Regions from separate parts of the Homo sapiens genome. Here region 2 is linked to region 1. The links are chromatin loops, found by intact Hi-C in ENCODE. Cell type or tissue: MCF 10A. All regions are shown on one strand. Links, peaks and the distances in the headings refer to the core of each region. The heading gives the core; the rest is flanking DNA.

Region 1 (15,028 bases), core at 3,381-11,380:
TTTCTTCTAGGGTTTTTATGGTTTTAGGTCTAACATTTAAGTCTTTAATCCATCTTGAATTGATTTTTGTATAAGGTGTAAGGAAGGGTTCCAGTTTCAGCTTTCTACATATGGCTAGCCAGTTTTCCCAGCACCATTTATTAAATAGGGAATCCTTTCCCCATTGCTTGTTTTTCTCAGGTTTGTCAAAGATCAGATAGTTGTAGATATGCGGCGTTATTTCTGAGGGCTCTGTTCTGTTCCATTGATCTATATCTCTGTTTTGGTACCAGTACCATGCTGTTTTGGTTACTGTAGCCTTGTAGTATAGTTTGAAGTCAGGTAGTGTGATGCCTCCAGCTTTGTTCTTTTGGCTTAGGATTGCCTTGGCGATGTGGGCTCTTTTTTGGTTCCATATGAACTTTAAAGTAGTTTTTTCCAATTCTGTGAAGAAAGTCATTGGTAGCTTTATGGGGATGGCATTGAATCTGTAAATTACCTTGGGCAGTATGGCCATTTTCACAATATTGATTCTTCCTACCCATGAGCATGGAATGTTCTTCCATTTGTTTGTATCCTCTTTTATTTCCTTGAGCAGTGGTTTGTAGTTCTCCTCGAAGAGGTCCTTCACATCCCTTGTAAGTTGGATTCCTAGGTATTTTATTCTCTTTGAAGCAATTGTGAATGGGAGTTCACTCATGATTTGGCTCTCTGTTTGTCTGTTGTTGGTGTATAAGAATGCTTGTGATTTTTGCACATTGATTTTGTATCCTGAGACTTTGCTGAAGTTGCTTTGAAAAAATATTTTTCATTTTGTTGATTATGAAATCAATATGCCCTGCTAAGGGTGCTCTAAGAGACCATGGACCAGAGCGGTGCTCTCACCAGAGACATGGCAGCTGCCACTGCTTGGTGGATTTTTTTTTTATCTGTCCTCACCCCTGGCTCACTGGTCAGAACAAGTGTAGACCACTTTTTTTATTTGCTTAATTTTTCTCATTAAACAATGAATACTTAATAATGTAGGATAATCTAGAAAATAAGACATGTTTGGGGGAAAAAGTTAACTCACCCATAACATAACCAGTGAAAGGGCCTCTGTAGTGTGTGTTTTCTTCCTAGCCCCACTCGGGGCCTTTCTCCATGGGACCCACCATTACCCTGGCCCCTGGTCCACCACGAGCAGGCTCAGACCATGGCGCCTACTAGGGTTTTTGGAAGCCATCCCTGGTTCTGAGTTCAGAGCAACGTACTCCAGCATGGCTGCAATGCAGGGGGGCCAGAGCCTCCCCCAGAAGGTGGAGCTGCTGGGAATCACCTGAGTGCCCCCAGAAGCCCAGGGAAGATCTGGAGCCTAGGTGCCACATCGACCTCACTGGGCTACATCAGGGACACAGTGGGGACCACCTGTCCCAGTGCCAGGCACATCCCAGGCCAAATTCCCTGCAGAGCTGGGACTTGACTTTGCTGGCCACGTCCAGCTGGGTGGTCTTCCAGTGACATTGATCGTGGCACAGGCTCTGACTAGGCCCACTGCCCGCCAGCGCCCTGTACGCCCACTGCCTCCTCACACAGCTGGTGGGACTCTCACGACGGCCCTTCTGCGGAGGAGGATTCGGCCCCGGGGAGACGGCCCTGCTGCATGCTCTGAATTTGGGACCTGGCCCGTTTGGCCCCAGGGCCCTGTTCCTAACCCCCGTGTTAGGCTGCATCTGTTTCTTTGAGCCTCTGTCTGGTCTTTAAAGGGTGAGGCTTAAAACAATCTGTTGAGAAAATGAGGCAGGAACCTTCACAAAGGGCATAGTACCGGGCCTGGCGTGCTGTGAGTGGTCAGCAGGTGGCCGCTGTCAGCTTCCCGGAGTGTGATCGCTCTAAGGTTCTACCCACCGGGGGGCTGACTCACCTGGACAGGTGTCTTCAGTCAAGGCCATGGTCCACAGGAAGGAGAGGGCCAGGAGAGCAGGTCCCATGGCTACGGCAGCTCGGCTCAGCCCTGGGGCTCTGGTCTTTGCCACTGAAGGAACTCCGTGGTTCTTACAGGGCTGCAGCCACCCACTGTAACCTCTCTCTCCATTTCCCAACCCCAGTGGGGATGGCCACTCCCTCCCGAAGGCTTGGTGGCACCAACTGGCGGTGGAGACAGCCTCAGGGCCGCTGTCTTCCGCAGGCCCCACAGGCTTCCCACTTAACGAGCCTGGCTTCCCCTGGCAGGGACGCTCTGCCCAGCAGAAGGCTCCCTGAGGCCCGTGTGGGAAGGGCCTGCCTGTTTGTGTCTTTAGGGAAAGCTTGGCGGGAACACTGCCTGAGGCCCGCAGCAGGACAGAAGGGCTTGTGGAATCCAGCCCTTGAGGAAATCTCTTGCAGAGAATCTGCCGTGAGTCCACAGAAGTTTAGGAACGTCCACTGCGGTCTGAGTGGTTCCCAGGGGAGGGAGAGGGAAGCAGGATGATTACCAGGAACCTCCCTGGGCCAGCATGCAGGGAGTTGGTTGCAACCCTAGAGGACATTGGCTGGCGAAAAGTGGTGTGAGCGGACCAGGAGCCTTGCCAAGGGGTGGCACGCTGGCACTGGATCAGGCTCCCGTCCAAGCCGGTGCTGCAAAGACGCAGGACTGTGAATGGGACGGCAGCAGCTTCAGGTGGGGGCGGGGGAAGGGGTGGGGATGGGTGGCATGAAATTGCCCGCGGGGGGCCATTGGACACCTGCCCCCTGAACAGGGGAACTGGTGGATTGGCCCCAGCTTCAAAGCCTTTTAGAGAAAAGCAAATCCTGAAGCAAATGCTGGCCTCGGGTTCGGTCCCATTAGGGAGAGGTGGCAGGCTGTGGCCCCAGTTGCACCACCAATGGCCCCTGCGCAGGTGTCAAAAGGGTTAGATTCATGACCCCAAGTGGAAAAAGCCCTGTGAGGCTCATCCATGGCAGACCAGCTCCACGTCCCTGGCGTCATACAGGCCTGAAAACACAAAGCCATTTAAAGACCTCGACTTTGACCGTGCCAGACCCAGTGTGAGCAGAACGTGGCTGGGAAGGGCGGGCTCCCAGGGATGTGTGGAAACGGAACCCAGAGATGTGGCCTCCCTCCTGGCACCTTCTCTTCTCACCAAAGTGCCACGGGCAAGACTCACACAGCTGGTAGCTAAAAGCCCACGGCAGGCTGCCCAGACTCCCGGGCCCTTAGTCACCTGGGCTCCCTGAGTGGAGACGGCCTCCTGAGTAGGTGTGTGTTTCTTCTAAAGTCTAGACAGAATCAAGAAATTGAACCTCACAGTATGAATATTTTAGCGTAAAGCAATCTATGTCAATTTGGTATTTTGAGTATTGGAGAATTTGGCCTATGTCAGTGACACCCTGATAATCCAATTGAAAATGTGAAATCGAGGAATTGAATGAGTTAGTGATTTTATGTGGAAAACTGTAGTGTGTGTGTAGTTTTGGAACATTTAAGAGACCTCCCCCCACAGTCATATGTTTAAATTATTAGATTTTGAAAAATTAGTTTATACTCAGAAGGTTTTGCTAAAGGTGGAATGCTGAAGTACTAAAACATAAATTTAAACATATTAATTTTGGAAGTGCAATTAAAATGTTTAAAGCTATTAAATAAACTAAGTCTGTGATGGACCAAGAATTATCCACAGGCCTCATAAAGGAAGTTATTAACATTTGCCTGTAACGGGTAGAACACGGTTTATCAGCCAAATTTAAAGTCTCAAGAAGCACTGGACTTTCGAAATTGTGATTTTAATACAATGAAAAAATTACATTTGAATCGATCTTTTTTAAAAAACGAAGTAATTCACAGAGTGATCTCTGTGCGAGAAATAAAAGTAAGCAATAAAATACCGTGGAGGGAACCACCCACATCACCGGGACCAGGCACAGGTCGGCTGCGGGACCTCTGAGGGCTTTTTTGCTAAGGATGAGAAAACGGGGTCCACAGAGCTCTCTATGGGTCTACAGATGCTCCTGCCCCACCCCCAGCCTCCCTATGGATGCTCTATAGTAGCATTCCCTGCGCCAGCACACAGGGATTTGGCTTCCAACTATTGTGGTCTCATAAGTACAAGAGAAAAAGGGCTTGTGTTTAATAAACACCTACTATGTGCCAGGTACTGTTTTATGCCCTGTGGTGCAGTAGGGAACAGAAAGACTGGTCCTTGTGCTCTAGAAACCTGTTCTATTGAGGGCAAACAGAAAATAAACAACTAGACAAACAAATGAATGCATAATTATAATATCAGATCATATATCTCAAGAAAGCAATGTGGGCTGCAAAGTAAATACGAGTAGAGAGTATTATTAAGGAAAAGCAAACTGAAACAGCTATCTCAGTGGCTACACACACACGCACACACACACATGCGCACACACACGGACATGCACATGTAGGCACACACACACATACACACACACATGCACGCAGACATGCACACACACACGGACATGCACATGCATGCACACATACACGCGCACACACACACATGCACGCACACACACACACGTTTATTTGTTGCTGTCATAAAAGTACAGGGTAAGTGCCCCTGGCCAGACACCTCTCCTTCCACAGTGATTCCAGGTCCCCAGCTTCTTCTAGCATGTGGCTTTTCCACGTTCCATATGTGGCCCCTGTCCTGAGGTGGGTCTCCACTCCAGCCACTTGGAACTGGAAGAGAGCATGGGGGTGCCCGTGGCAGGGGCTTCTGGTGACTCCCTGGTGCCTAATGGTGATGGAGCACCTCCCTTCCACCTGTTGCCCCTCGGCCCCACCTGAACCACAGCTGGGTGACTGCAAGGAACACTAGGGAACGCAGCCTGGTTGTGTGACTGGGAACAGGAAACAGTGGTTGCTGAGCACGCAGGAAAATGAACTGAGGCTATCTGTAGGGTACGTCGCAAGGTCACTGTTTGTGTGGTGTGTGTTTCTCTATTCATTTGCTTTCATCCTGTTTGTCCCTGCAAGTGCCTTCTTGTAAACAGCGAGTCACTGGATCCTTCTTTTAAAAAAAAAAAAAATCCATCCTGACAACCTGTGCCTTCTGAGTGTTTAGTTGATTTACGTTTAATGTAATTATCGATATGGTTCTGTTAGGGGTACCATCTTGCTATTTATTTCATATCCTATCTTTGTTCTATCTTACCTATCTTGCCTTGAGCTGGTCAAGCATGTTTTAGTACTTCATTCTCTCTCCTCTGTTGGCTTTTTATTTATTTATTTATTTATTTATTTATTTTCATTTGTTTATTTATTTTGAGATGGAGTCTCACTCCGTCACCCAGGCTGGAGTGCAGTGGTGCCATCTTGGCTCGCTGCAACCTCTGCCTCCCTGGTTTAAGTGATTCTCATGCCTCAGCCTCCCAAGTAGCTGGGACTACAGGCACAGCCACCATGTATTTTTAGTAGAGATGGGGTTTCACCATGTTGGCCAGGCTGGTCTAGAACTCCTAACCTTCACCCGCCTCAGCCTCCCAAAGTGCTAGGATTACAGGTGTGAGCCACCACACCGTTTAAAGGAAAATCTTAAAAATAACCGGAGAAGAAGAAAAAAGGAAAAATTAATCAGAAGGGTAAACGACTTCTCATCATAAAAGGAGAAGATAATGAAAGAACATTTCTAAGTTGCTGCAAGACAAAAATTCTTAACTTAGAATTGTAACTAGATGATTCAAAAATGAAGGTGAAATGAGACTTTTTTCAGTTGAGTGAAAGCTGAGAGAATTTGTTGCCAGCAGATCCATACCCCCAGCAACGCTGAAGGGAGGTCTACAGCTCGGGGAGGTGTTACCAGATGGAAACGCTGATCCGTAGGGAAGGTGGAAGAACAGTGGAAGTGGAAGGTCTGAGCGAGACTCCGTCTCAAAAAACAAAAAAGGTTTTCCCTTGACCTTTTGTTTTTGGCAGTACGCCTTGGTGCGATTTTTTCTTTGTGTTTATCCTGCTAGGGTTTGCTTTTTTTTTTCCTCCCCAAAACGGAATTTCACTCTTGTTGCCCAGGCCGGAGTGCAGTGGCGTGATCTCGGCTCACTGCAACCTCTGCCTCCCAGGTTCAGGCGATTCTCCTGCCTCAGCCTCCCGAGTAGCTGGGATTACTGGCATGCATCACCACGCCTGGCTAATTTTGTATTTTTAGTAGAGACAGGGTTTCACCATGTTGGTCAGGCTGGTCTTGAACTCCTAACCTCAGATGATCCACCCGTCTCAGCCTCCCAAAGTGCTGGGATAACAGGCGTGAGCCATCGTGCCCGGCCTCCTGCTAGGGTTTCATCGAGATCTTAGATATGCAGGTTCATGCTCTTGATCAGATTTAGAAAGTTTTGGCCAGTATTTCTTGAACGATTCTTCTGCCTCATCTTCCCTCTCCCTTCTTTGGACTGCAATTGCACTCTCTCAGTTTGCTCACTACCTTCCCAGTGAAGACGGAGGCTTTGTGCACTTGTTCTAGAAACTTTATTTTCCATGCCTCAACTTTGGTATCTATGTCACATGTAAAAATGTTTATGTAGAAACAGAATGCTTGTTCCCCAGTGCTGCAAAGAAATAGCATTTGAACATAAATTTAATCCTCTCAGCAAGGCCTTTTGTACTTTCTGCAGAAAGAGTGCTCATCGCAGATGGAATAATGGCGAGAGCACATCCGAACAAAGGAGGGAAGCAATTTTTATTCCTTACGCAGTTTGTCCCTGCTGCTGTGTCCTGTCTCCATTGGCAGGAGCCAGACCTTACAATCTAAACTAAAACCTGATTGGCTAACAGTTTAAAACTTTTTTAAATAGGTAAAAGTAATGGAAAGACAAAGGAAAAGAGGAATTTGCTTATGAAAGGACTTAGAAAAGTAATAACATTTCCAAATAAGGAAGGGGCATGGGCTGCGAGCTGGGACATGCCTGTGAGCACTTCCAGCACAGATATTTTGGTTAAAGTACAAGGACATAGAATGTACTACATGCCTGTGAGCATGTCTAGCATAAAGCTAGTCTTTAAAAGAAACTATTATTTCTAATACTTATGATTTATTCTTTAATAAGAAGGGAAACTTTGAAGAGGAACTTTTTTACTTTCTACATCTATCAACACTTCTTTGTATTCCCTGATCCTTCCTTATATTCCCCATCTGATAAATGTTTAATTTTACATATCAAAATTTTTACTTTTAATATTTATACTTTGCTTGTCATTAGATTTCTGTATCTCTTTTGAAATCCTCCATTTCTCCACTCATTACATCTAAATTTTCTTGCATACAAATTAACATATTTATTCTACTTATTTAAATAATTTGCAAATTTCAGCGTCTGAACACTCATTCATTCATTTCCATTGATTTTTTTTTCCTTTTGATTATGGATTACATTTTCCTTCTTCACTTCCATGTCTAGTAAGTCTTGATTCTGTGCAAAGCATCGTGAATGCTATGTCATAGAATTCTGAATTCTGTACCCTCTCTCAGACAAAGCTGAGCTTTGTGCCAGCAGGCAGGCAAGTTGCTGGAAGATCACTTTTGATTATGTGGATGCTTGGCTTTAGACTTTGTTAGAAGGCTTCTGTGTTGTCCTTAATCCTAAGGTAAAAGCTTTAGTTCTGGAATATGGTGCTTATATAATGCTTAAGCATTGGGTCTCAATGGAAAGCCTGATTTGCCAAATTCATTAAAGTGTGGGGCTTGAACTCCAGTTGTCTCCTCAGCCCTGGGGAGCCGCTGGAATCTCTGCTCAGCCGTGCCAGCCTTCCAGCAGCTTCTCCCCAGCAGGTTCATTGGAGTCTATGTCAATTTGGTATTTTGGAATCCAGGTGACTAAGGGCCAGGGAATCCGGGCAGCCTGCCATGGGCTTTTAGCTACCAGTTCTGAGGGGCTCACTGTTTCTCTGTGAGTCTTGCCCATGGCACTTTGGTGAGGAGAGAAGGTGCCAGGAGGGAGGCCACATCTCTGCATGTTGACACCAGGAGGCAGGCAAGGCTATGAACACGTTCTGTCAGCAGATGCTGGGGCTTCCCCACATGACTCCCTCGTTTTCAGAATTTCTCACCCCAGTCCCAGCCACTCCGGTCGCCTCAATCTCTGGCAGCAAGTCCTCAGCCTCATCGTGACTCTGCATTGCCTTCCAATAGTTGTATTTTCGTAGGTTTTCCAGAGTATTTTTGTTCACAGGAGAGTTAATCTAATGTAAGCTTCTCTCAACTGTCAGATGCTAGAAGTCTGAGGCGTGAGTTGTTGTTTTTTTTTAACTTTTAGTTCCACAAAAGCTCTCTGAAAAGGTGACATTTGAGTCAAGAACTGAAAAACATGAGTCAGATATGCAATATTTGGGGTAAAGTCTTACATAAAGGAAAAAGTCTTGGCGGATCTGAGACACAGGAAGGGGGCCAGGGTGTCAGAGAGCAGAAGATGGGGTGAGGAGTGGTGGGAGCCAGCGTGGAAGGTGTTGACTGTATAGGTGGCCTGGGGTCCCCTCCTGCACCAAGTGGGGTGGCAGTGAGCAGGGTGACTGTCGTCTATGCTTTCCCCCATGTTCTTACTATTTCTCTAGACTGCTGAAGCCGCCTCTGTGCCTCCTGGGTCTACCTTCCACACCAAATGCCAGGTGCACATTTTTTTTTTTTCATTATACTTTAAGTTCTGGGGTACATGTGCAGAATGTGCAGGTTTGTTAAATAGGTATACACGTGCCATGGTGGTTGCTGCACCCGTCAACCCACCATCTACGTTAGGTATTTCTCCTAAGGCTCTCCCTCCCCTTGACCCCCACCCCTCGACAAGCCCCAGCATGTGATGTTCCCCTCCCTGTGCCCATGTGTTCTCATTGTTCAGCTCCCACTTATGAATAAGAACATGTGATGTTTGGTTTTCTGTTTTTGTGTTAGTTTGTTGAGAATGATGGTTTCCAGCTTCATCCATGTCCCTGCAAAGGACATGAACTCATCCTTTTTTATGGCTGCATAGTATTCCATGGTGTATATGTGCCACATTTTCTTTATCCAGTCTATCATTAATGGGCACATTTTTAAAGCCAAGCTGTGATTACATCCATCTCCTGTCCTCAAACCCTGTCCCTGGATGTGTGTCCACTGCTCCTGAACACAGTGTAAGCCTTGTAAAGGGTTCAAAGCCACGATCCATATTCCAGGCCACGCCTGATTTCCTGCACTGTCTTTCACTATTCATCCACCCTATGACCAAATGGGGAACACTCTTATTATCTACACATAATGCGTTTACGTCCCTTCCGCCAGGACATTTCTTATGATGCTGTCTCAACTGTGCATTCCCCTCCCTCATTCATCTGTAAACCGCTTCTTGTCCAGGTGCTTCATTCTTCTTTCTTTTGAGCAGCAATCATGTTCTTCTCTCAGAGGGAAATTAGATGCCAACTAGGGGGGAACAAACCAGTATGTGAGACCGCAGTGTCCTCCACCCATAGTTACATCCAGCGGGGTCTCAAACAGGAGAGAAATAACACCTTCCTCCGTGATGAGTGATGAAGTGGGTGAGACTGGCTCTTAGTGCCACATGCAGCACACTCTTGGCCTCCATCCATTAGAGGAGCCCTCCACACTTTCTCTTCTTTCTCAGGATCTTTTCTTCTGTGCCAAAACTCTACCCTAAATAAAGGTTGTCAAATTGATTTCTACCAAAGGATCAGAACCTTGCTAGAGTGGTTTATAAGAAAAACACCTGGCCGGGCATGGTGGTTCATGCCTGTAATCCCAGCACTTTGGGAGGCTGAGGCAGGCAGATCACGAGGTCAGGAGTTCGAGACCAGTCTGGCCAACATGGTGAAACTCCATCTCTACTAAAAATACAAAAATTAGCCGGGCGTGGTGGCAGATGCCTGTAATCCCAGCTACTCGGGAGGCTGAGGCAGGAGAATCGCTTGAAACCAGAAGGCAGAAGTTGCAGTGAGCCAAGATCACGCCAGTCTGGACGAAACATTGAAACTGCATCTGAAACAACAACAACACACCTGTCGAGTCTTCGAGACGCTTGGATTTTAATGATATTCCAAGCCTTATATGGGAGGAGTGAATTTCTTTACAGTGGAATTTTAGTGTCAGAGGAAGCTTGGGGGTGTATTTTTGTGAATCCACGGGGTAGGAGGTACCTTACTTTGAGTATGACCTGGCTGGGTTGAGAGAAGTCTGGGAAGCCTAGCAAATCCTGCCTATTTCAAGCAGCAGCAATACCTGTACACTTTCTAGAAACACACATTCTCGGTGCCGCCCCATACCTACTGAACCAGGCCCTTAGCAGGGAGGGAGGGGTTGAGGGGGAGCTAGAGGGCACCCTGCAAACGGTTTTAGGAAAACTTCCAGGTGGCTCTGAAGCAGGCTCAAGTGTGAGAACACTGTCAGCCCTTTCCGGGGGCTCCCAGGCCCTGCCCTCTGTCTCCAGAGGCTCCCCTGAGGGTGAAGGAGAAGCAGCTCTCTTCTTTTAGTCCAATCTTCTCTTGTCACCTGGCTCCAAGCGTGGAGCCTAGATCCACACCTTCCATGCCCACCATGAGCCTGAATGTGGAGCTTTGACAAACGGTGCCCCCCGCTCCCTGCCTACTCTCATCAGAACCAAAGCCCTGGGCCAGGCTACGCTCCTGCTTCAATATCTGCCCTGCCTCTGTCTCTCAAGAAAGTGCAGAACGAGATGATCATGGCTGACTCCCACTAGCACAGTCTTTATTGCGTGCCCGGCACTGATCTAATCGACTCCCATGCCTGGCACGAAAGTTGGGTGGGCAAGGCTCCAGGGAGGTAAGGCAGAGCCACGGGCTCGTGGAGCCTGCCCTGCCTTGGGGAGCATGAGACGGGAGTGGTGTGTTTCCAGGAAGAGTCGAAGCCAACAGAACTTGAGAAAGTGGCGTGGCATCTGGCATCAGTACCGTGGCTGGGAGTGGGTGGGAGGCTTGCACCCAGCCAGCCCCGTGGAACTCCTCACACCTGGGATGCCCCCGGGAGGGAGGAACCCAGCTTAGCAGGGCGGCTTTCCCTGAGCTGAGGCAGACACAGGCAGGGTCAGGGAAGTTGGGAATTCATCATTCCAGGCCTGGGTCAGATCCACTTCACCTGGGATCTGCATCCTTCCCCAGAGCCTGCTGGTGCTGCATGGGCAGTGGGAGCTCAGGTGGGGCACAGCGAATGCCAGATGGCCCTATTCCCAGGCCCACATCGACCTCCACCTGCCTCACCTGAGGGAATGGCTGTCTCCCCCATGACATTTGCCGTGGGACAGGGTTGGAGCTGGACCAATGTGGACTGGCGGCATGTGGCCCAAGCTCCCACCCTGGTTGTCTTGGCTCCAGCTATGAAAAAGGGGGCTCCCTCTACCCCACTGTGGACGGCCACCTCTTCTCATTTTGCACTCTCCTCTTTTGGAATCTGGGAGAGAGCTACAGAGGGTCAGCTCTAGGATCCAGCCTCCAAGCGCAAAGGGCAGAGGGCTCTTCCAAGAACAGCATTCCATGCAGACCTCCAACAGACAGACAGACATCACAAAGGCGTGCTTGAGAAAGGTATCCAAATGGCTTCTTCGGTACGTCTCCACGTTCCACCTTCTTGTGGAAGGTGAGATCTCACCTCTTCCTGGAAGCCCGTCCTGAACACTCCACCAGCTTGGAGCAGGCTCGGCGCTCAGCCTGGGGGTTCCTAACCTCTGGGTGGCTCTCGGGGGTTGGGGGTCTCAGTTGTGAGTCTGGTCTCTGGGTGTACTTGAGGTCATCGCAGGCAGGACATTCTCTTCTCTCAAGATACGCACTCGCCAAGCCAAGGCCGCACAGCCCGCAGGTTCTGGACACTAAGAGATTGCTCTGTGATCAGTGGCACCCTGAGATCCCCTGGCCAGCACATGGTGAGCAGCACTGGTGTGATTGAGTGCATGACAGTTGCTGGGGCCCTGGGAGAAAGCGTGTCCCAGCCATGAACTCATCTGACCCTACAAGCTGTGGAAGCACAGTCTGTTTTGTGGATGAGGGAACCAGGCAGCCGGACATCTCGCTTCTGACCCATCCCATGCATGAATGTTTAAGAAACACACTTCAGGTCCCAGAGTTGAAGAGCACACAGGCATCGACACTCACGCCTCCCGAACCCTAAGCAGGCTGACACAAAGCTGGCACCGCTGCTCCCCAAGCTGCTCCCTCAACCTTGTGGAGTCCCCTCCCCTTGAATCTGGGCTGGGCGTAGTAATTTGCTTCCAACCCACAGAATATAGCAAGGGACATGGAGCATCCCTTCTGTGATTGGCATAAAAGATGGTGCTTCCATCTTGCTAGCAGACTCTCCTCTTGTGGTTGTGATGGAGCAGGTGGCTGTGCTGGGAGGTCCACATCATAAAGAACTGAGGGTGGCCTCCAGCCAACAGCTAGTCACCACCTGAGGCCCTCAGTCCAATGGCACTCAAGGACCCGAATGCTGCCAACCACAGTGAGTGAGTTTGGAAGTGGAGCTCTCCCCAGATGAGCTCCGGATAAGACCCCAGTCCTGGGTGACACCTTGATTGCAATTTTGGGGCAAGAGGGATCCCGAGGCAGAGATCCTCTGAGATGTTTCTGGATTCCTGACCCTCGGAAGCTGTGAGATGACACACAGGTGTGGTTTTGAGCCTCCAGGCTTTGGGATCATTTGTGATACAGCGGTAAAGAACGCAAGCACAGAGCAGGCTGCCCTTATATGATCAGTCTCCCACCTTTAGGAAGAGTCTTTGAAATCATCCCGACCCTTCTAAGGAGCATTCAGTCTAGTGGCTTCTAGTTTTAAAATGAATTTGAGAAAGTCCCAAAGGGTAGTGAGATTCTTGCTCTGTTAAACATGTCAGTTCTCAACAGATGTCGGGGAATTAGGCTTCTCCCAAACCTACGTGATTTCCATTTGCCAATTGGAAAGAAAAAAAGCAAGATGTTTGGGGCAGAAAGTGCATGTGGCTTTTGTGGAAGTATTCACTCCTGGGATATTACTAGAAAGTGGTGTTTTCCTGGCTGGGGTACAGAAACAGTCCCCAGTCTCCAAGAGAGGCTACTGGGTCATCACAACCCAACCTGAGTCGAGCCAAGGCAGCCTGCAAGTTCTCCCAGCTTGGGAGGGGAGCTGGCAGGAGGGGAGGAGGAGCAGGCCCAGTCCCTCCATCCCCTGCCATCTTTCCCAGGCTGAGGGCATGATGGGGACAGCCCACAGAGCTGGGGATGGTCTCCCAGACCTCAGAGTCCTTTGGAGACCTGGCCATACTGGAAACACAGGCTGTGTGCCTGAGCCTTGTATGTCTGGAGGGGCTCTCCTGGGGGAGCAGCGTCCCCTTGAACACTGCTGGGAGGTCAGGATGGGCTTCCCAGGGCCCCTGGGCAAGGATGGGGATGCTGCTTTCTCATCTTGCAGGCCATTTTGTCAGGGGAAATCTGGACAAACATCCATGCCTCCCATGCCTCAGTGGTCACCCCAGGGCTGTGGGACCTTGTCGCCGGGTCTGCTCTTCCCATGTACTACAGTTGCACATCCACCACCCCCAGACGGCCACATGGCCTTCCTGGACAGCCTGCCTCACTTTGATTGGATCCTCAGCCTGTTTCTTCTCCTCTGTTGAAATTGCTCTCGTGACAAAGTCTCATTTGTGAGATTGTTGGATCAGAATGAATGGCTCCCTTTTATGCTCTGGGTAGTTTCATTATATTAGAAATATTTAAATCTGACTCCCACATCTCCATGCAGTGGTATGTTTCCTATGATATGTATGTAAAATATATGCTTATGTTTTATGTCTGCATCTAAAGCACCCACTGTTTGTTACATGGGCACACCTCCAACTCCACCTAAAGCACACACGATGCTACCTGCGCACACCTCCAACTCCATCTAAAGCACACACAATGCTGCCTGTGCACACCTCCAACTTCATCTAAAGCACACACAGTGCTGCCTGTGCACACCTCCAACTCCATCTAAAGCACACACAATGCTACCTGTGCACACCTCCAGCTTCATCTAAAGCACACACATGCTGCCTGTGCACACCTCCAACTCCATCTAAAGCACACACAATGCTGCCTGTGCACACCTCCAACTCCATCTAAAGCACACACAATGCTACCTGTGCACACCTGCAACTCCATCTAAAGTACACACAATGCTACCTGTGCACACCTCCAACTTCATCTAAAGCACACACAATGCTGCCTGTGCACACCTCCAACTCCATCTAAAGTACACACAATGCTACCTGTGCATACCTGTAACTCCATCTAAAGCACACACAATGCTACCTGTGCACACCTCCAACTTCATCTAAAGCACACACAATGCTACCTGTGCACACCTTCAACTCCATGTAAAGCACACACAATGCTACCTGTGCATACCTCCAACTCCATGTAAAGCACACACAATGCTACCTGTGCACACCTCCAACTCCATGTAAAGCACACACAATGCTACCTGTGCACACCTCCAACTCCATGTAAAGCACACACAATGCTGCCTGTGCACACCTCCAACTCCATCTAAAGCACACACGATGCTACCTGTGCACACCTCCATCTCCTTCTAAAGCACACACAATGCTACCTGTGCACACCTCCAACTCCATCTAAAGCACACACAATGCTGCCTGTGCACACCTCCAACTCCATCTAAAGCACACACAATGCTACCTGTGCACACCTCCAACTCCATTTAAAGCACACACAGTGCTTTGTGCGCACACCTCCAACTCCATCTAAAGCACACACCATGCTACCTGTGCACACCTCCAACTCCATCTAAAGCACACACAATGCTTTGTGCACACCTCCAACTCCATTTAAAGCACACACAGTGCTTTGTGCGCACACCTCCAACTCCATCTAAAGCACACACAATGCTACCTGTGCACACCTCCATCTCCATCTAAAGTACACACAATGCTACCTGTGCACACCTCCATCTAAAGCACACATAATGCTACCTGTGCACACCTGTAACTCCATCTAAAGCACACACAATGCTACCTGTGTACACCTCCAGCTCCATCTAAAGCACACACGATGCTACCTGTGCTCACCTCCAACTCCATCTAAAGCACACACAATGCTACCTGTGCA
Region 2 (14,856 bases), core at 3,664-11,663, 79 kb after region 1:
CACAGGGGACTGAGTTCAGCCAAGCCACTCACACGCCCGCCTGCCAATCTAGGCAGGGGGCAGGACCCAGGAAACCTCAGTGCAGGTGACACAGAGCTCAGTTCAGAAACCGGGTCACTGTGCTGATGGCTACTTCTAGTCTCTGCCCAGGACACATGTACCATTCCTTTCCAAAAAGTTGCCTGGACTTGATTTAGACCACCCATCTTTCCCAAACTTCTCTTCTTTCCATCCCCAGAGGGATGTATATTAAGAGAGGAAAAGTGCCCATCAGCCCCTTTGACCACATTCAGTGACGATGCTGCGGTCAGCAGCTACATCACACCCACGTTCAACGAGCCACTGTTAGATCCTAAATGAAATTCCTGTTTCACAGCAAGCTACCTCTCCTGCATATGGGGTGTGCATCCACACACACGGAGCAGGGGGCTTCGCATTCCACAGGAAGGACGGACAGGAGCATTTCCTTAATGAGAATGGAAATACCTGGAGGGCAGCCTCAGCCCACCACGCCCGTCCTCCTGTTAACAAGACTGCTCCAGTGAGACCGAAAAGGTGCTGAGGCTAAAAGGAGATGCCTCGGGCAGAGGCAGATCTGAGAAAGACGGGACCCCGCTTCGGCTGTTAATTATGTCTCCAGTGCAGGCAGCTGGTTATTCTTTAAGGAAGAACCATGAATAATAAAATGTGAGATTTGAAAAAAAATAACATTTTCAATGATTTCCAAAGCCTCAAGGAGCTGTTTCACTTAAACCTGAACATGATTTCACATAAGAAAGGTTTCCTTTTTCTTTTATACTCCATTATGAGCAAATAGCCTTCAAATCGCCGGTGAGGTAGAGTTGAGAGGCGACCATCCCACGGATTCTGGGTATGGACAACCCAGGGGAAAAGGGCCACCAGCCAAGCAACAGGTGCAGAAGACTGCAGGGGACTCCAGGAGGATCCCAGAAGGACCCCAGGTGTCTGTGCCGACTGGGGCAGAAGACTCATTGCCCAAGAGCCTCCTTTCAACTCGGCAAATTAATGCAGAAGGCAGTGAACACGGTGGAGGCTGAGAGCCACAGTGTCACACACGCCCCCAAGGATGGGGAGTGGATGAACCTGTGCAGGGTGGAGACGGCCGGTGGAGCATCCCTCCACCTGTCCCGGGACACCTAACATAGCTGGATGCAAGGTGAGGAGGCCTGGCGGTACAACCCCCACGCCTGCACCAGGACACGTAACATGGCCAGAAGTTATCGGCAGAACATCCTTCCACCTGTGCCGGGACACCTAACACGGCCGGATGCAGGGTGGGGAGACCGGGCAGAACATCCCTCCGCCTGTCCCGGGACACCTAACACGGCCAGAAGTTACCTTTGGTCCTTGTCTTCCTGGATACCCTGGTAACCCTGGGACTCCGAGTTTTCCCTGGGGGAAGAAAGAGTTGCATTAATGGCCAGCACGGTATTGCTCCATCCGTTTCCCCGGAGCAGAGAGAAAGGACATGCGTTCTGGCAGGGGCCTGGAGGAGGGTGTGGTTTCCAGAGGCGGGGGCACACGTCATTATGCAGAAGCCCTGCCTGCCCTAGGTGGAGGGTGACTGCCAGCACCCATGAAATCCAGGGGGTACCCGATGGTCCCTGCACCGAGGAAGAAGCGAAGGCCCCTGGAGGAGAGGTCTTGCCACTGTGGAGCAAAGCGATTAGAGGCAAATGCCTCAACTCAGCGTGTTCATCCTGGGGCACCTCTGAGCCCTTTTGTATGGGTCCACGTAGCAGGATAGGGCAGGAAGTCTGGACCACTGCATGCACCATTCCTGCCTGAGCCCAGGGTGGAAACAGGGTGGAGCCAGGGTGTGTGGCTGGCCCAGGAGCCTCCCACAGCTGGAAACTGCAGGCCTATTGATGGCTGCATGCCCAGAGCCTGCTCCAAGGACCCCGGCCTTCCTTCCTGCCAGGCTGCCACACCTTCAGGCCATGGTGGGGACACCGTTATTACCCAGCTGTGGAGGCGGGAATGTGACAAGGACGGGGTCCTGGAATGTTGGGGCTCAGAACGCAGGCTTTGTAGCCACCGGGAGGAAGGAGCCTTCCAAGGCGATGGTGGAGGGCTGGGAAAGGGCGAACCCGGGACAAGGAAAGGGTCATCATTCAACCAACAGCTTCATAGGAACAGCAGAGAGAACCCAGGGTGGAGACAGGAGCCCGCTCAGGAATCACCCCCACCCCATGCCTAGGGCAGCCACAGCCAACGGGAGCCCGAGGCCATGGGGAAGGGCCTGTCAGATCCCTCCCAAGAAAGTGGCTGAACGTCCCACATCACAAACCTTCTCCCCAGGGGGTCCCAGAGGACCGGGGTCACCATTGGGACCTCCGCGACCCTTTGGGCCTTCAGGGCCATCTTCTCCCCTGGGACCGGGTGGGCCGATCTCCCCCTGCAAGCCAGAAAAGAGGAGGTGAGAAGACCACCCCCCGCACACACACTATTCTCCACCACCATTCTGAGAGCAAGGAGCAAGGGGACAGGTCACAGGCACCCTGTGGTCAGAGCTGCTCCACCAGCTCGGCCTCACTCAGACCACGGAGCTGCTCCCGGAGCCACTGACAAAGCGAGCGCATTGTACCGCGAATTCCCGGGCTCCCGGGCTCTGCGGAAGCTGGTCTCTGCACCGAGGTTGCCTGCTATTTATTTTCTCAAGGCTGCAGGCTCCTACTTCCCAATTACCTTCTCTAAATTGAGTGCCTCTTAGCTAAAATAACTTTGGTTAACAATAGTAGCTCTGAATTGCTGTTTCTCCAAATAGAGCAGAGTGACTGGGAGCTGCTGCTGCTTCTGAAACCCCAGGAGGTATGGAAGTGGACCCCAGCCCCGGATGGGGCAGTTACCTGGGCATAACGAGCACACGGGAGGGCCTCAGGAGGCGTCCCAGGAACAGACGGGCTTAAATTCCGCCTCGTCCAACTTCCTCAAGTTACAGATTGGGAGCTCGGGGCTCAGAAAGGGGAGAGGGCTCTGGAGCCTGCCCAGGCAATGGTAGCGCTACGGCAGAGTCTCTAAATGCCCTTCCCGGCACTCTTTGTCCAGCAATGGATGGATCCTCCTCTGATCATCTGTCTCTAAGAGCAGCTGTAAAGCAGTGGTGCAAGCCCACAACAGAAATGTGTATTGCTCAGATAGAGAAAAATGAATAACTTCCTAATTCTGAGGCTCTAATCTGTCATCGGGTCAGGAACTCTCTGTCCCTAAGAGGTGTTCCTCTCGTTCAACAAAATAACCCGGCACACATTTACAGAGCACCGAGAAGGTGCAAAGTGCCAGGCTGTGCTCTCTGAAGAGGTCCGCATATGGGGTCCTGTTCCCTGGGCTCAGGATGGGTCCCACCCCTGCATCCCACCCTCGTCCCATGGCAACGAGAGCTCCACTCTCGGAGCCCTGGCACGGGAACGTGTGTCATCTCTTCTGAAGCTGCACCCTCGTCACGTGGACGCCACATGTGTGAACAGAGGCATCAGAAAGGAGGAGAAAAGGACTTTCACCATCAAACCGAGAAGCCGCTGGGATGTGGGGATTCAGGAGCCTTCTACTAGGAAAGAAGTTCTAGAATGGGTGCCTTTAGCAGCAACTTAACTGGGACAACATTGCGCAAGAGATCCCCTCCTTCCTCCCCCTTCCTTCCCACAGAGGTGCAGATTGCCTCTGCCTTTTGCCTGCCAGGTTGGGACGAAGTGCCAAGTGTGTGGGGCTTTCCTGTTCTGGAAAGCCACCTGCGAGCCGGTGCTGCAGGGGGATGACTGCGGCAGCTGGGTGACAGCCCTGCTGCAGCCGACAGATGTCCGTCCCGGTGCGTGCACAGCTGTCACCACGGCTGTGCCCACCGGAGGCCGAGGCGTCTTCGGTTCCTTCTGCTGGGCTTCTGCTCGCTGAGAGGTTACTGGGGAAACCTCCAAGAGTCTTTTGGCCACCCTGGCTGCTCTAAGAGCTCCCTACCCTTCCTTCGTGCCCTTTGCGTCACCTTCTCTTTAATTACAGGAACGTGCAGCCCGTCACTTTCTGTGGTTGCCGGCAAGCCCCAGTCCCTCCCAGCACCCACCGGCTTTCTCTGGAGCCGAGCTAAATTATTCATTTAAAAATAAGCCAGGTCTCCTGAGCCAAAATCACAGACCACAGGACTGTGTGGGAGTCCCAGGGACCCTGAAGAACTGTCTGGGGACCAGGACGCTCCCCAGGCTCACAGGGATCCTAGACCCACGTCGCGTGCTGCCCTGTGGGCGCCGGCCGTGTGGCCTGGGCAGCAGCTGCGCTCCTTCGGTAGGCTGGGTCATTTCCGTAGCTGCTCTCTTTTCTCTTCCCAGGCACCGCTTATCCCTCTTGAGTCAGGTGAGTAACTCTGCAGTCCACAGGTGCAGTCAGAAGTGAACCCAGCCCCACTGACCCCCTGTGTGGGACACTGGGCGGAGGAGCTGGCGACCACAGGTTATTCCCAGTCCCCAAGGGGCAAACTGAGGAAGAGGAGGTGAAGAGGAGCTGGAGAGAGTCGGGCCCTGGGCTCCACGCCACTGTCCCCTTCCCACCAGGAATCTCTACCAAGAGTTTACCTCCATTCTGAGAAGCTGCCCTGTGGCGGCAAACATCCCCACCCCCTCCCACACGGCCAAGCCCACCCAGCTTTCCCCAGCCCAAATCCCAAACCTGAGATGCTCACCCGATCACCCTTGATGCCCATGTCTCCTTTAAACCCAGGAAAGCCGTCTTCACCCTGAATATGGGACAAGAGAGTGCCCTAGTCTAGGCAAGAGGACCCGCCTCCCTGGCGGTCCCTTCCCCGCTCCAAACAACCACACTCAGCACCAGGTCCCCCACGCTTGGGGGGCAGCACATGGCCCGGACGGGGTGGGCTTGGGGCCCATCCCTCGAGAATGGCTTTCCCATGAGCTCTGCGTTCCCAGCTGTAACGTTCTGAAGCTGGAGAGAGCTGCGTCCCTGCTTCTTGGGCAGGCCCAGTTTGAATCTGAATGTTCTGCATGGCGAGGCCTCAGCAAGCCCAGGCCCCTGAGCTCCCGGTATCATTTCTCAGTGCACTCTGTGGCGTCCCATCAGCACTGAAGCACTGAAGTGACGGGTAAAGGGGGTGACAATTGAGGACGGGGAGCTGGATGAAAATGCCCCTGCAAAGAATCCCTAACGCCTGCTCTTGCCGGCACTGCAGTAACAGGCAGTGCTTTCTGAAGGGTAGGGGTGTTGCCGGGGGTGGCGGGGGAAGTCAGCGGCCCGCGCACCCCTGGGTTACTGGTGAACCTGGGACCCAAGTGAGGCTGCCGCGCGTCAGTGCCCCCTGCTGTCCGTTTGAGTCCCTGGTCTAGACGTTCCCCATCCCGGAAACCGCAGGGCAAAAGCCCTCAGATCCTTCAGCAGAGGGCACGGGTGGCTCCCAGAGAGGGGACCCTTGGCTGGGCTTTTCCTGTCATTATTCAGGGGCTACATCTTGATCCAAAAAGAGTGAAAGGACAGGATCTGGGGACTCAGCCGGTCGTAAACATTCAAGGCCCGGCTGGGGGCACACGCAAGGGAGGCAGCTTTCTGTGCAGTGAGAATCCAGCCCTTTCCAGCCAGCGCCAGCTCCCGGGGCTCCCAGGGCCTCAAGGCACTTGTTCACAGTGTTCACATAGTGCTGGAAGCTGAGCAGCGGCCACAAATAATGCAGAAGTCCACAAAGACGGTCCCTTGGCACTGCCCCACTCCTTCCCCAGACCATGTCGGGCTGCCTGCGTGGCCCTCGGGAACAGTGCGGGAGCTCTCCTGGCAAGAAGGCATCCCCTGCACAGCCCAATCAGTATCATCTCAGGCAGCCCTGTCTCTGGCTAGGGACAAACGTGACAAGATCAAGCGGCAAAGCTGGACTCTGTGAAGCCACCTTGGAAAGGATGAAAGGTCCTCAGGTGAGGGAGCCTCCCGGGGACCAACGGGATGGAATTCTGGGATGGGGACCCTGTGTTCGTAAGGCCCTCGTGTTCCGAAGCCCCGACGGGCTCCACGTAGAAAGCAGTGCTCTTGGAGAGGCCAAACTGCTCAGCTTTCCCGGATGAGGACTTAGGATTCCGCTGTGCGGATGCCCTTGGGAAGGAGCCGAGATGGCACAGGCTCAGGCCTCCTGGCCGGTCCTCCCACAAGGGCAGACACTAAGAACAGAAACCAGGGACCAGCACGCTCAACAAACTCCGTGGAACAAGAGCGTTCCTGCTGCCACATCATTTCTGATCCAGTTGTGGCCACTCAATGCGTCCCCTCGGGAATGGCTTTAAGGCCGGCAGATTTCACAAGAAAGGATCCAAGCGACATCTTCGACAGGTAGCAAATAAGGAGTCTCGGCACGTGGACCATCACGCCAGCACCCGCACTCCAGCCCCGCAGGCCGCCGTGGCCAGGGGAGAGCCCAGAGTCTGCCCAGCAAAGGGGACCAACATGCCTTACGGAAAGCAAGTATTGCATGGCTACACGGCATGGCAGGGCGAACCCACAACAGAGCGTGAGGCCACGGTGGGGAGGGTGGCACGGTGAGGCCGCCCCTGAGGCCTAAATCTGTGTCATAACTGGGCCTTGGATTTGGCTCTGAGCTTCCTTCCACCACAGTGAGAAGAGAAAGGTGGCCGGCCACGCAGCTCCATGTGGCTCAGGCTGTCGCCGCTGCAGGCTGCACCCAAGCTTCTGACTCTGGCAGGCATGCATGGGGGTGTAGTTTAGCTTTGTCTTCACCACAGTGATCTGCTTAGGCCTGACCTGCCCCCACGGACCATGGCCAATGGCACGGCCTCTCTCCCTCCCTGCCTGGCTCTGCTGCACACTGTGAGTTTCTGCAGCTTGGGCTGCCCAGGGATGAACATCTAACAACTAAGTGGACCCTCGTGCCAGCGGCCATGCAAGGCGGCCCACCTGGGAGTGGGGAGGGTGACAGGTGTCCACTGGCCCCTGCAGGCACGTGGGGGGCCGTGTGTTGTCTCTGGGGCCAAGGCCTTCTCCTTGTGCAGAGACACAAACCCTGGACCCACTCAGCTCTGCTAGGAGATGTGCCCCTGGGGACCCGAGGGCCTATCCTCAACTTACTCTTCTTCCGTCTGCAAACAGAGACACTTTCCACAGAGTGGCATCCATCCCCCTCAGTACTCAGAGGCGACATCCACCTCAGCTGGTTTCATGGAAGAAGCATTGTGGGAGGGCCCCGCTGGCTGGAATTCGGCTCCGGACTAAGCAGGGGGCCCCGTGGCTGCAAGGAGAGACTTACCTTCTCGCCCTTTGTGCCCTTCAGACCACGGATGCCATCGGCCCCCTGTGCGGGTGGGAAAAGAAAAAGGAGTGAATGGTTACAAGTCTCAGCCTTTCTAGAGCTGTCGCAGGCGTGTCAAGACAGGCTGAGCTCGCTGAAGCTGACAGATGAGGCCAGCGCCCTGCCCTCAACACACTTCCTCCCATATGTCCCCCTGTGGCCTCAGGAGGCCCAGCGTGTCCACAATTCCTGGGCTGACTCCACTGACTCCTGTTCTTCATGCAAAGACCCAAACCCATCCCCCACCTTCCAGCCCAAGCTCTGGACCCGCCCTTCCAAGGGCCCACACCCGGCAGCCAACACACCCCTCCTGCTTCCCATTATAGCATCATCTTCTAGAAACACCCCCACCTTTCAGAGGTTTGGGGAGGAAGCAGGAGGTGAGGTCTAAGGCAGACTTGATTAGGTCCCAGCTCCCCCTCCATGGCCTCTGACAATGCCCCAGACTCCTGCGTGCCTCAGTTTCCTCATTTGGGAAGTGGAGAGGACGACAACCCTTACCTCGTTACCACTGTTGGGAGGGAAATGCCTGCTAAGCTCTCAGAACAGCACCTAGCACCCAGCACACAGCAGGTGTCAATAAACAGAAGCCCAGTGCCATGTATTTCAACTCCGTGTTAACATGAAGAGATGATACTGTGATATTACTAATGAATGATGATAACATATTTATTGCAGTTGTCATGAGTTCAGGACACACCATCCCACCTCCCTGCTGAACAGGAGTTTCTGGGACGGGGCCCAGGACTATTTCTCTGACACTCTCACTGTGCCAAGCGCCTGGGGCAGTGGAGGTAAATCTGTGGGGTGGAATTACGCAGCCACACCCTTGCTGTTAATGTCTTTGACTTCAGCCCTCCCAGCAGGGTGACTTTTAGCTAGAGAGACTACCTCGGGCTACCTCAGGCCACCTGCCCGTGGGACTTGAGAGAGAGAGAGAAGCCACACTGCCCCCGGCACCGGGATTCCAGGCTGAGGCTGAAGCCGGGGCCACAGAGCACTGGAGGACGCAGGGCCTGCCGGCTGCCCTCTGGTGGTCAGAACTTCCCACATACTTGGCAGTTCTGGCCTTTCCCCAGGTCCTGGAGAGGGAGGGGCTCTGGGAAGGGATGGAGACACGGAGGAGCTCCTTTCTGCAGAGGTGGCTGGCCTTGGGCTGCGTGCCCTGGCTCTGCCAAGGAGCTGCGGATGTAACTGCAGAAACGCCTTCCACTCCAGTGCCAGCTGCAAGGCACTTCCAGCCACGCAGACAGGGCAGCGGCGTGGTTGCCCTGAACCATAATCACTGGAGGATTTGGAGCACCGGAGACAAGCAAGAGTTCTGCCACTACACCTGCAGGCACCATTGCTGAAGTCATGTCTGCTTCACACCTGGCCGCCACCACTAGTGGAGAGGCCTGGGACACCTCCCTCTACGCCCAGCACAGGGCGGAGGCAGCCGGGAGGGCAAGGTGGGCTCGGAGCAGCTCTGGTTCGTCTGGCCTGGCACTTGGCACACTAATGTGGGCCAGCATGGAGCGCCTTGGGGGGACAGGGCACAGCTCAGAAACAGCACTGGCCCAAGCAGGGAGGCCGACTCCAAACAAGCCTCTCCTACGCTAGTCTCTACCCCAGCCTGAGATGGGACATGGACCTCAAGATGGAGAGGAAGCGCCGGACAAACACAGCTTGCGTATTCCAGGGCTGAGTGGGAACGACCAGCCAAGCCGCGAGGAGGCTCAGAACAGCCTGCTGCAGGCCACTGCCCCCACTGAGCACAGCACGCGCTTGGCAGCACCTGTGGGCCCGGGCAGCCCAGGAAGGTGAGAAGTGACTCAGCTGGGCCAGCTGCTGAGAGGCGAGTGGTTTCTAAGCACTTGGTGGTGTTTTTTTCCTAGCAGATGCCTTCTTCCAAAGCAATCCTGGCTGGAAGCCCCCAGAGTTTTGAAAAGAGAACAGGTAGGGCCACGCTGGCTGACACAGAGCTGGGGGCCCCAGAAAACCACCTGCCGTCTCACCACGGCGTGGCATCGCCTCAGAGACAACAGCCCCAGAACCCCACCAAGAAGGGCTTTTTAGGAGATGAGCTACTTTCTTTTCTTAGGGCAGTTTTGAGTCCTCACCATACTTGCAAAATAGAAGAGCAACTTTGGATTCTGCTTATTTCCTCTGAAACGCACAGGAAAATCGCAGGTGTGGCTGAGAATACAATCAGGGTTGAGCCTGCTCAGCAGCGTCTGATCCTGAATGCAAGGTGATGTCCAGCTGCCCCTCCCTGCCCTGAGTCCTGGGGGACTGGGTTTGTGTGGCTGGCATTATTTCCCAGGAGCACTAAACTCCCTGGCACAGCACCCGGGGGCATTGGCACCAGCTCTCCTCCCTCTGGCTGGGCAGGCTGGGGGACGCTGCTGCTCCCTCCCTGCCCATGCCCTGCTGAGAGCAGGCAGGTAGGACCGCAGCCTCCTGAGACCCCTCTCGGTCCTACAGTTCTACCGTTTGAGGATCCCCATCGGAGGAATGGGACCAACTAGACAGAACCAGCCGCAGCCTCCTGAGACCCCTCCCGGTCCTACAGTTCTACCGTTTCAGGATCCCCGTAGGAGGAATGGGACCAACTAGACAGAACCAGCACTTCCCAGGGCTTCTTGGCCACGGGGCTGTTGACATTGGGGCTGCTGTGTCCGTGGTGGGGTGAGCAGCACCTCCCATTAGAGGGCACTCCCCAGTCATGCAGGAAGTGGCCCTGGCTGGGAAGGGCTGGATTGGGGCATCCGTGACTCGGCCGGCCAGCCGCCCCGGGAAGGAGCACTCAGGAGCTGCAGCACGGCTGGGACCAGATGTGCGCACAGCCCAGAGAGGGACAGGCTTTCGCCCAAGGCCTGGATGTGAACTCATATTTGGGGCCTCCTGGCAACCCCCTAGCAGCTGGGGGCTAAACGAGGGGTGGATTTGACTCTGCTGACAGTCAAGCTTAAACAGGTGCCCCTTCAGACGTGCAAGGCAGAGGGAAGCCTGGAGGTGGGCTAAAGGTCAGTGAACTCAAAGGAACACGAGCCTGCTGTGGCCTGAATGTCTGTGTCCACCAAAAACTCATATGGTGAACCCCAATACCTGAGGCAATGGAACTAGGAGGTGGGGCTGTGGGGAGGTGACTGACTGGGTCACAGGGTGGAGCCCCTGTGATTAGGATTATGCCTTTACCAGAGGCCCCAGGGTGCTCGTCCCCCCTCTTCTGCTATGTGTGGACACAGTGAGACGGGACCATCAAGGAACTAGACAGCAGCCTTCCGCAGACACTGCATCTGCTGGTGCTGTGATCTTGGAATTCCCAGCCTCCAGGACTGTGAGAAATAATTCCCTGTTGTTTACAAGCCACCCATTTTAGGGTCTTTTGGTTATAGCAGCCCCACTGGACTAAGAACCTTTTCCTGGGAAGAAGGTAGGGCTTTGGTGGAAAATAACGGGCCCCCTCTCACCAAGGACTATTCACCTCAAATGGCGGCAGCTCGGCCCACGCAATCCCACGCCCTGCCACCATCACTGCCACCCGGGCCAAACTCGTGAGGCGCCGACACCACTCACATTTCCAAATGCACAGGAGTATGAGAAACTTTTTCCCCGATGAAAATAATTTTAAACCTCGGTTTTCCTTCCACCCTCTGCTTCCAAGTCTAACTGGATTGCTCATGTCATGAATGAATTTTAATCAGATAGGCAAGATAAGAGCATTCTCCATAAACATTTTAAAGCAAACACCTTTTTAGCTCACAGAAGCAGCGTTATGCAATTAGCCATGTATGGGAGTTGGCAGAGGCTTCTGCTATGCGACAGGAATTTGTAAAATAAACATGCTATAGAACTCACATAATCAGCATTTCTACTAAATTATCACCCTTATAAAATTCGCTAGGCATTTTGCTGGTAGAAGCTGGCTTTAGGGAAAAACCTGACTCGCCTAAGGCTCCCAACCGTTGGGAGGTCTCTCTTCAATACCTCGTGAACTTGGAAGGTCCTCATTCCTGGGAAATGGAAGTCGGGGCCTCCGGGGGACAAGGGTGGGGCACTTGATTTGGAACCTGGTTTGATTTCTGACAGCAGCCTCGATTTTAGTGTAATCTGGGGCATGTCACTGAAAACTGATGTCTTGGGCTCTCAGAGCAGGTGAGGGGTGACCAGCCAGAGTCAGGAGGGTTGATTCGGAGCAGACGACAGTTTCCAGTTGGCCTCCATGCCCCAGGGCGGCCACACACTTCTGATGTGCAACAATGTTTGAAAAGCATAAAGCCCTTCAGACCAGGGAGGTGAGGGGCAGGGGAGCTGGTGAGTCATTTCTACAAATCCCTCAAGCTTGACTAGTTGCTATATATACACACATATTCCTTCACATCCAGTTAAAAGCATCTTGAAGGAAAGAATCATCATGAGCCTTTAAGATACCGCAAGTCCCCATTCTCAGAGGAAGAGGAGAGCTGGTCCGCGTGCGCCTAGGGGTATGTCTGTCTACACAGAACGTGCCGTGTCCAGAGAGCAGCACAACTCGAGATTGCATTACCCAGCTCAGAGCAAACACAGTTAGCTGGGCTGTGACAGAGGGGACCTGTGTCTGGGATATTGCTCTGGAGCTGTGCGCCCCATGTAACGAGGTTGTCAGAGCCCGTCATGGCAGAAACACGAATGATTGTGAATAAATGGACAGCTCCCATGAACTCCGCCTTGCGACAGCGCTGGCCCACCCAGATGCTATCGGTGGAGACAGACTCTGTTTCTCACTCGGAATGTGCAAATGGCTGGGAAGAAATGTTTCCGAGCTTCCCCAGGAAAGAGGCCAGGCTCTTGGCTTCAGCCGGGATCTGCTGTCTGCGAGGAGAGTGACAGAAGCCTGACAAATGGCAACAATTAAAGAGGCAAGAAGCAAAAGGACGTGTCCCGTCCTGACAGATGGCCGCCAGCGCGCCCCTGGCGTCGTCACCAGACTGCAGACTGTCCTGTGCTCCATATCAGCCCTCCTGACTCTAGCTGGTCACACCCTCACCTGCTCAGGCCCGCTGTCCTGAGACCTAGCGTCCACACAAGTGACTGGGAGGACTGGGCTACTCCAGACTGAATAGCAGGGACATTAAACCACAGAGAATTCCCTAAAACCAGCCACGCCAAGGCCCACAGTCCCAACCCTGACCTCCAGGACGACCTGGAGTGGCGTGAGTCTCTCTCACCTTGACTCCTCGAGGACCTGGGTAGCCAATCGGACCCTGGGGGCCAGGTGGACCCTAAAACCAAACAGAAAAAGACCGTTAGCCCCATGCCAGTGTGGAGGTGCCTGGGGAACATCAGGAAACTCCAGAGTTCGGCATACCCCTCCTGCTGAGAGCAGGGCGAACATCCCAGCTCAGAGCCTCCAGAGAGGCCCCCCGTGGGAGACTCGCACAGGTGTTCACAGCCTGCACTGACAGTGGAGGTGTGGCTGTGTCTCATGCTGAGCGGGACACAGAGGTGAAGCAAACGCTGGCCCCACCCCGGCAGTCAGGGAAATAAGGGATAGGCTGGGGGAACAGTGAGACGGTGAAAGGTCAGCGTTGGAGCTCTGCAAGGAGTGTTGTCCCTAAAGAAATGCATTCCCAGCCTAAGGTCCTTGGAATAAATCAGGAGAGCTTCCGGCTGGGAGAAGGGACAAGGCTGCTAGACAGGGAAGAGACATCCTCCAGCAGCCAAGGGCCTCGCCGATGCTCAACTAGAGCTCATGGGGGTGGGCATCCAGCCCCCATGCCCCCAGCCCAAGACTCCAGCATGATGAACGGCTCCCACCGCCTCCCTCCCAGCCCCCTTTCCACATGGTGTCACGGCAGCGGCTGGAGCTCCCAGGCAGGATGGGCTTGGTGGCCTCCTCTGCAAGGCTGCAGCTCTGAGGCCCGGGCCCGGTCTGCCTTGCTCCCTGCTGTATCCCATCGCTAACAGGATGCCTGGCACATAGAGGAACTCAGGAAGTCCCAGGGAGTAAGTGAATGCCTCTCGTTCCAGTTGAAAAGCCAGCTCTCAGAACAGTGGGCCTGTGCTGTGGGCTCCAAGTGCCAACCACCTGTCAGCACCAGTTCCGGGCACTGTGCGAGCTCTGGTGGCCCCAGGTGCTGCCTCCACCTCTGATGATAAGAGGCTGTGCCCAGGGAGGAGGGCTGGTAAACTCCCCACTGGAGGCAGCGGGAACTGGGTCTCCCATGGTGAACGGAAGCCAAGGGCCGAGGGGAGGGTTCACCCCAGTGGCTGCTGCGACCTTCAAGAGAGGGAACGGGGCAGAAGTGGCGAATCTCAGACCGCTCTGGGTCTCAGAGGCAGCACGTTGGAGAAGTGCCACTGCCCAGCAGGCCTGGCACTGGAAATTGAACTCCCTGTGAGGACTGGCGCTAGCTCTGCTGCCCTGGAGGGTCAGTCCTGGCCTACCACACCCTTGGCAAGGGGAGCTGGGACCAGGCCCCAGACCCCATCTTGCCTGCACAGGCCCTGCTTCAAGAGATAAATGTTAATCAGGCCCGATTCCAGAGCCTGTGACAACTGGGGCCTCTGGAACCCTGGAGCAGGTGGGCCTCTGCCCTCAGCCCCAGGCTCCCGACGACCATGAGCTCGGTGTGCGGTTTCAACACACAAGAAAAGCAGTCTTGGGGTGAACGAAGGTTGGCGCACACCAGGACAGCAAGAGCAGTCCCCACTGGCTACTCCTCCCGTCTGGAGGCTCTTCCCACAGAGGTGCTTGCAGCCCAGCAGCTTTGTCATGAATCGCAGTGGAGAGAAGGCGCTGGTGGACGTGCTGCATGGGACCCTCGCAGCCCAGCAGGCCCCGCAGGAGGAACCACAAGCCGCTCACAGTGTCGGACACAGTCATCCATAGAAAGACTCCATCCCTGGCACCGGCGTGACCTGGTAGGTCTGTCCCCATTCATAATAGCATCTCCCCAAAACTCAAAGGCCACCCAGCTTGTGCAGAGTCAAGACCAGGGCTGAACACGGAGACACTGCCCTGCTGCCCACACCCCATCTGGTCATGGGCACCCGATCCGGTCATGGGCAGCAACTGGAGGGTGGGGTGAGGGGCACTGACCCAGAGAGGGGTGCCCCGCTTCTTGGGGAAAAGGCCTGTGTCCCCCCCAGGCTGGGTCCCTTGGCGGAGACACCTGAGGAAGGGCTGAGTGTCCCCGGCTCCTTCCTTTCCAAGCTGGATGTCCCTGAGCAGAGGCTGAGCCCAGAGCACCTGGACCCGCCCCACCTGGATGCTGAAGGGTAGGAGGGCGTGGCGAGCACCCACCTGACCTCCTTTCTCTCCTGGAGGGCCTTCTTTGCCAGGGTGTCCCTGTCACAAAAGAAGAAGCATTGATTAGTCAGTGCCACTCCAGAAAGCAGCCTCCCTCGCTTCCCCTCCCTGCGTAGCATCCATGATCATGGAGCCCATTTCCCTTCCTCCCCAGGAAAACTGAGAGCACCAGAAGTCGAAGGCAGCTGGCCAGGCAGCCAAGCACAGCCCGGCCTCCCCGAGCCGCCAGGCCCTGAACCTCGGCTGCTCCATCTGCAAAATGGGAACAATAAGCCTG

What was found. A loop is a pair of places that touch in the nucleus more often than their neighbours do. Peaks named below come from ENCODE experiments on the same cell type or tissue, not always from the same donor. Only the 100,000 strongest peaks of a DNase experiment are listed, where the experiment ranks them.
Region 2: it touches region 1 in a loop (7-fold over the local background); 2 of 110 quality-filtered maps call a loop at or near these places.

Annotation. Positions count from the first base shown.
Region 1 is chr9:134,851,518-134,866,545 of GRCh38, reverse strand. The region is part of intron 1 of LOC101448202 (a long non-coding RNA gene); the gene reads left to right. It also overlaps a transcript of FCN2 not described here. Among named protein-coding and RNA genes, the nearest start is that of MIR3689F, 8.2 kb to the right of the region's middle. RefSeq lists enhancers at 1,113-1,840, 1,841-2,569, 7,973-8,262, 8,553-8,702. In MCF 10A, for the core only: no CTCF peak of the experiment used is centred there; a DNase peak (open chromatin) is centred at 7,855.
Region 2 is chr9:134,772,552-134,787,407 of GRCh38, reverse strand. It overlaps COL5A1 (collagen type V alpha 1 chain), which reads right to left. Exons shown (of 66, transcript NM_000093.5): 26 at 14,574-14,618; 27 at 12,496-12,549; 28 at 7,262-7,306; 29 at 4,688-4,741; 30 at 2,312-2,419; 31 at 1,360-1,413. LOC124902301 (a long non-coding RNA gene) reads left to right here and starts at 11,528. Exons shown (of 2, transcript XR_007061843.1): 1 at 11,528-14,191; 2 at 14,734-14,856. RefSeq lists enhancers at 2,200-3,152, 8,752-9,011, 8,566-9,175, 13,586-14,087 and a silencer at 9,688-9,833. In MCF 10A, for the core only: CTCF peaks have their summits at 5,309 (motif pointing left) and 8,325 (motif pointing left); DNase peaks (open chromatin) are centred at 8,087 and 8,337.